2 separate regions of the Homo sapiens genome follow, and region 2 is linked to region 1. Evidence: read pairs that join two places in POLR2A ChIA-PET (ENCODE). Cell type or tissue: MCF 10A. All regions are shown on one strand. Links, peaks and the distances in the headings refer to the core of each region. The heading gives the core; the rest is flanking DNA. Region 1 overlaps STARD13 (StAR related lipid transfer domain containing 13). Region 2 overlaps STARD13 (StAR related lipid transfer domain containing 13).

Region 1 (2,925 bases), core at 313-2,812:
AGCTCCTCCTTGGGTCTCCAGCTAACTCTCGTCCCATTCCTCCATGCAGGACTGGCTATAAGACTTGTGGATCCCAGTGCAAAATGAAAACACAGGCCTCTTGCCAAAAAATTATTGATAACTTCTGTCTCAAAGAGATATTTGTACATTCACATTCATAGCAGCATTATTCTCAATACCCAAAAGGTAGAAGCAACCCAAGTACCCATCAGATGAATGGATAAAAAAATGTGGTATATACATACAATGAAATATTACTCAGCTTTAAAAAGCAAGGGCATTAGGCTGGGTGCGGTGGCTCCCACCTGTAATCCCAGCACTTTGGGGAGCCAAGGCAGACAGATCACAAGGTCAAGAGATCGAGACCATCCTGGCCAACATGGTGAAACCCTGTCTCAACTAAAAATATAAAAATTAGCTGGGTGTGGTGGTGCACACCTGCAGTCCTAGCTACTCAGGAGGCTGAGACAGGAGAACTGCTTGAACCCGGGAGGTAGAGGTTGCAGTGAGCCGAGATCACACCACTGCACTCCAGCCTGGCAACAGAGCGAGACTCCATCTCAAAAAAAAAAGGGGCATTCTGACCTATGCTGCGACATGAGTGAAGCTTGAGAACATTAGGCTAAGTGAAAAATACCAGTCACAGGAAGATACACTGCATGAGGTACCTAGAGAAGTCAAACTCATTGAAACAAAGTCAGATGGTGGGTGCCAGAGGTTGCGGAATGGAGATTGGAGAGTTGTTTAATGGGCATAGAGTTTCAGTTTTGCAAGGTGAAAAAAGATCTGGAGATTGATTGCAAAAGAATGTGAATAGATTTAACACTACTGCACTGTACACTTAAAAGTGATGGAGATGGCAAACTTTATGTTATGTGTATTTTGCTACAATTTTACAAATTATTAATAATTTCAAGACAGCAACAGCAGAACATTAAGCCAAGCTCTGGGGCCTTCTGAATTCCAGAACCTGTGCAATCTACATAAGCATCCAATATATAATATTAGCAGATAGACAACATTTCCCAAAGCACCTTCTGTTGCCTTTTCCTACGACACACATCATGTCTACTTCTCCTGGGTTTCCATTTTTCTTTTTCTTCACAGCCCTCTATGTTAGAGATGAAGAAGAAATAAGATAGCTATATGTTCTATGCACATAATGTGTAAATGGCAAGGCCCTAAAGATTCTCAGCCATTTGAAATGTTCAGCAACCAGCAAAATGTTCAAAATTCCTTTTTGTAACAAATAATGTCACAGAGAGAACAGAAGAAACATGTCCTCGTGACTAACTGCTGTAATTCTTATTTGTTCCCAGGCTGACTTTTCCTAAGACTGGATTAATTTCTTGTTGGACCACTGGCCTGTGAAGTGCTGATAAATTAAGTGATTGGTAAATACGATAACTTTCAAAGGAAAAGAAGGGTTAGGAATCCATCTGCTACTCAGGATCACTGAAGAATTTCATTTCTGAAAACAGACCACCTGTTAATTTAGTTAAGATCTGATAGTCAGCTGAACAACTTTGGTGGAAGTCATCCAACTTGTCCTAGATTACCCAGCCTGTGCTGGCAGGTCTGAGAGTCTGGAGAAAGATGTTAATGAGTTATCTGAGGACAACAGCTCAGGCAATACATGGTTATAGAGAAGTCCCACTTTGGTCCTTCAAGAATGATGTTTTTACACTGCTGTCATAAAACAAAACTGAAAGCAACCTGGAGACATTTTAGAAGCTCATATGTAAGACACTTCTGGTTGTATAGGCGAAATACACTTAAAAATACAATTATGGCCAGGCACGGTGGCTCATGCCTGTAATCCCAGCACTTTGGGAGGCCGAGGTGGGTGGATCACCTGATGTCAGGAGTTCGAGACCAGCCTGGCCAATGCAGTGAAACCCCATCTCTACTAAACATACAAAAATTAGCCAGGTGAGGTGGTGGGTGCCTGTAATCCCAGCTACTCGGGAGGCTGAGGCAGGAGAATTGCTTGAACCTGGGAGGTGGAGGTTGCAGTGAGCTGAGATTGTGCCACTGCAGTCCAGCCTGGGCAACAAGAGCAAAACTCCATCTCAATATATATATATATATAATTCTATGTATAGTAGTTAAAAGTGTGGGCTCTGGAGCCACACTGCCTTGTGTTCAAATCCTGCCTCTATCTTGTAAGTATGCCCTGAGCAATTTACTTAGTTTCTTTGTGCTTCAGTTTGTACATTTATAAAATGAGAATAATAATAATAATATTTATGTCATATGGTGGTTGCCAGAGCAAATAAGTTCACACATGTAAGCACTTAGAACAGTGCCTACTACATATTAAATGATCACTAAATATTAACCATTATTCTCCCTAGCTTTAGGAATTCCCTAGATCACAGGTTTGGTGAGTGATGGCCACAGTTGATTACAGTAGGGGAGGACACCTGATCCAAGAGGCCCTAATATAGGCTTGATTGAGCCAATAGATTCCTACTCTGGGGAACCTGAATTGGGTGACCCAAAACAGTTTGAATCCCTGGTAGGGAGAAAAGAGAGCAGTTACACTTGATAATGTGCAGGCTGAGAAAGCAGCTTGACTAGTTAAGAGTAATACACAACTTGAGGGGAGAAACAAAGGTAGGAAACACCAGGTAGCCATAGGATGGAGATAATGCTCTCATCTTTTCAGGATTTCATTTCAGTTGCCACAAGCCCCAGCTGTATTTTCTTTCCTAGTCTTAGATTTGGGGAATAGTACTGTATCTTTACAATAAAGTCTGTATTAGTCAGGATAGGCTAAGTTATGCTTCAGTAACAAATAGCTCCCAAGTCTCAGCAGCTTCATACAACACAAGTGTACTTATCACTCTTTGTGGCCACTAAGGGTTGGCAGTGAGGCTCAGCCCATATTACTCCCTCAAGGACACAGCGTGATGGAGACTT
Region 2 (2,925 bases), core at 285-2,784, 51 kb before region 1:
CTCATTTACCAGCTAGTGACAAAACAAGCAAAATAATCTGGCATAATTAACCCCTATCAAATCTGAGTTTGCCCATCCAATTGAGGGGGGAAGGGTAAAAAAGTCTTACAATTTTTATTAATTCTTCATGGCCCCTACTAATACCAATCAGCCAAATACTAATGCTTTTCCCCAGGCCCTTCCACTGGCCAAAATGACTGGAGAACTAAAAAGGAATCATTATTGCCAGTGCCATCATTTCACAAAGATCTACCTAATGAGATTTAAATGACATTTGAGGAGAAAAGTGTGAAAAACTCTTTTTTATTGTTCTCTTGCTAGCCAGCATAATATTATGTAAAAGCATTAAGAGCTATTAAAATCACATTTTGACAGTTTTATTTGTTCTCCATTTGCTACCCTTACCCACCCCTGTAGCAGCTCCAGGGCTGCAAGGCAAAGCCTCAGCTCACTGTAGCTGTCTCATGGAAAACCTGAGTGTGGAGTGAAACCAGAGAGTGGACCTGGACAGAAGGGCCCACCAATCTCTACGGAGGTTACTGTGCTGCTTTGCTGGTGAAAATCCAATCCATTCAGCTTGGTATTATGAAAAGATTTCTATGTAATTTTTGTAACTATTCTATGTAATAATTATTTCATTTTGCTCTCTGGCAGGTATCTATTTTTGTCTGTCCAACATCCTTCCCTACGTATTCTGATAACGGAACCTCTTTCTGCAAGGAGCCTCTTCTACATGGTTTATGTAGGGCTGACGCCTCTTGCCTCCAAGCACACTCCCTAGCCCTATCACCACCACCCACATAAGGTGACCTGATTCTTAAGAGCACCCCATCCCTGTTAGTCTAAGGAGACCAATAGTCATTTGGGGGCTGAAATCAACTGGTTGAAAAGGGAGATATCCAGTGTTTCCACTGGTAGCCTGGTCTAGCAAACATTTTCACTGTTTTACTCAGTAAGTTCAGTGGTTGGTGTGGTGCTACCCGTGCTATTCAGCCATATATCTGCGATTCCACTTAAGGCAAAGTCACTGGCTTTGCCTCAGTTGCCTTACACATGCTTTGAGCATGATGTGACCACTATCCTCAGACAGACCCAGCAGAGGGAAGCTCTTGCTAGCACCTGGGGAGGCACCCACTACCATGGGCATGAGAACAAAGGCACCGTGGAAACAAACCATGGCCGATGTGGGTTTTCACATGAACATATTATCATGTTTCTTAATTATACATGCCCAGTGTTGAAAACTTCCTAATAGAGAAAGTCACAATGAATGAAAAAAGTCAACTCTTGCCCCATTATGAACACCTAACTTTATATATGTTATCTGTCAAAACAGTACTATGCTAATATCTTTGGTTGACTGCTTTTTTCACTTAAGAATACATTGCGAATATTTTCTTATATAATGATCTTATTTGTAAAAAAAATGGGAAATTTACTTTGTTTCGAGAATGATGCTTATTTTTTAAATATTTGATTTTTGAATACTGCCAATTGCATTTCCCTGTAGGAAGATTATAACATCAAGGTAGCCAAGAGAAAAGAGTTCAATAGGACCTCACCAGTGTAGACTGACGGTGGAGAAGGCTGGAAGTCTATGGGAGTTAAAAGAGATTTACAAGCTGTTTCTTTAATGTAGTCTCTTAGCTACAGACAGTCTGTGGACAAGGCTCTGTAGGACCTCAGGCAAGTCAGGAAACATAGTGAGCACAGCAAATTTGCTGCCCAGGTTTGCAGGCCTCATCTCACATTACAACCTCATTGTATTTTTAAGCTGGTGTGTCTAGCGTGCTTCTAGCATGCTTGGGAACAGTGTGTTCTCTTGGCTAAGCATTTTAAGTATGTACATTTTGTTTTACGTTTTTCTCAGCATAGCAAATACTTTTTCAATAGCTCACTGAAAGGTATTGGGTATCCTTTCTAAATGACCAAAAATTCAAATGAGGCCCAAATTAAAATTTATTATTATCAGACATGTAGCTGGCTAGAAAGAATCTGTTCTATTGTGGAAAGTTTATGAAATCATTACATACGAGCACATGTATTTATGTTGTTCCTACAAATCTCCTTGAATTTCTATGGACAAACTGGCTCCAATTTAAATAGGTCTTCTTTTTTAAATGTTCGTTAAAAGTACTTAAGAGAAGTAAGGAAAAGAAAGAGTGTGATCGTCATGGGATTTAAGAAAAAGTAGGCTTGAGTAGAGTGTTTTGTCTTTTCCTTTAAACTGGCCTATTTGGTGGGCACCCTGTTTCTAAAAGACTACGGGTACCAGCATAGCAGGATGACTCAGCCACCACAAGATGCCTGCAGTGGATGAAATTATCACTATTAAAGTATATCAAAGGTGTTAACATTTCAACGGGCTTGTGGTTGCTGGCTTAGGATAATTTATATGGCTAAGGTAGCTTCATTAGTAACTTTACTACTTCAGGAGAATGACTCCTTTGTCTTCAGACAGAATTTCTCTAGTGAAGTCCGTATTTATTGAAGGTGTATTTCTTTGGCCATACATTAAGCCAGTTTTGTTAAAATCAATGCCAGGGTATCCATCCCATCTATATATGGATACCAATGATGCAATCATTAATATTACATAGAACCATACGCTACCACCATAATCCTGCCAGGAGGGCTTTATAACCTTAGTGACAGATACAGGAAGGAATGTCAGATTTTTAGTAGTAACAGACTTTGATTTACATCCCATGGTATGGCATCAGGATATATCTTTTTGCACTTTTAAAATTATATGTTAAGTTATTTTGATATGTAAAAGACCTTAATTGTATACCAAATATAATTTTTTCCTAATATTCATAACATTTTCTTTCCATGATTTTCTAAGTTACTAAGAGGAACTAAAATACAGGTTATTTGGAATGAATTTGGGATTATTAATCACTGAATATTCAAAATAGTGGA

What was found. Peaks named below come from ENCODE experiments on the same cell type or tissue, not always from the same donor. Only the 100,000 strongest peaks of a DNase experiment are listed, where the experiment ranks them.
Region 2: POLR2A ChIA-PET joins it to region 1 with 5 read pairs; 3 of 35 experiments call an interaction of 5 or more read pairs at or near these places.

Annotation. Positions count from the first base shown.
Region 1 is chr13:33,221,586-33,224,510 of GRCh38, forward strand. All of the region lies in intron 1 of STARD13 (StAR related lipid transfer domain containing 13), which reads right to left. Among named protein-coding and RNA genes, the nearest start is that of STARD13-AS, 55 kb to the right of the region's middle. In MCF 10A, for the core only: no CTCF peak of the experiment used is centred there; no DNase peak of the experiment used is centred there.
Region 2 is chr13:33,170,814-33,173,738 of GRCh38, forward strand. All of the region lies in intron 1 of STARD13 (StAR related lipid transfer domain containing 13), which reads right to left. Among named protein-coding and RNA genes, the nearest start is that of STARD13-AS, 110 kb to the right of the region's middle. In MCF 10A, for the core only: no CTCF peak of the experiment used is centred there; a DNase peak (open chromatin) is centred at 1,758.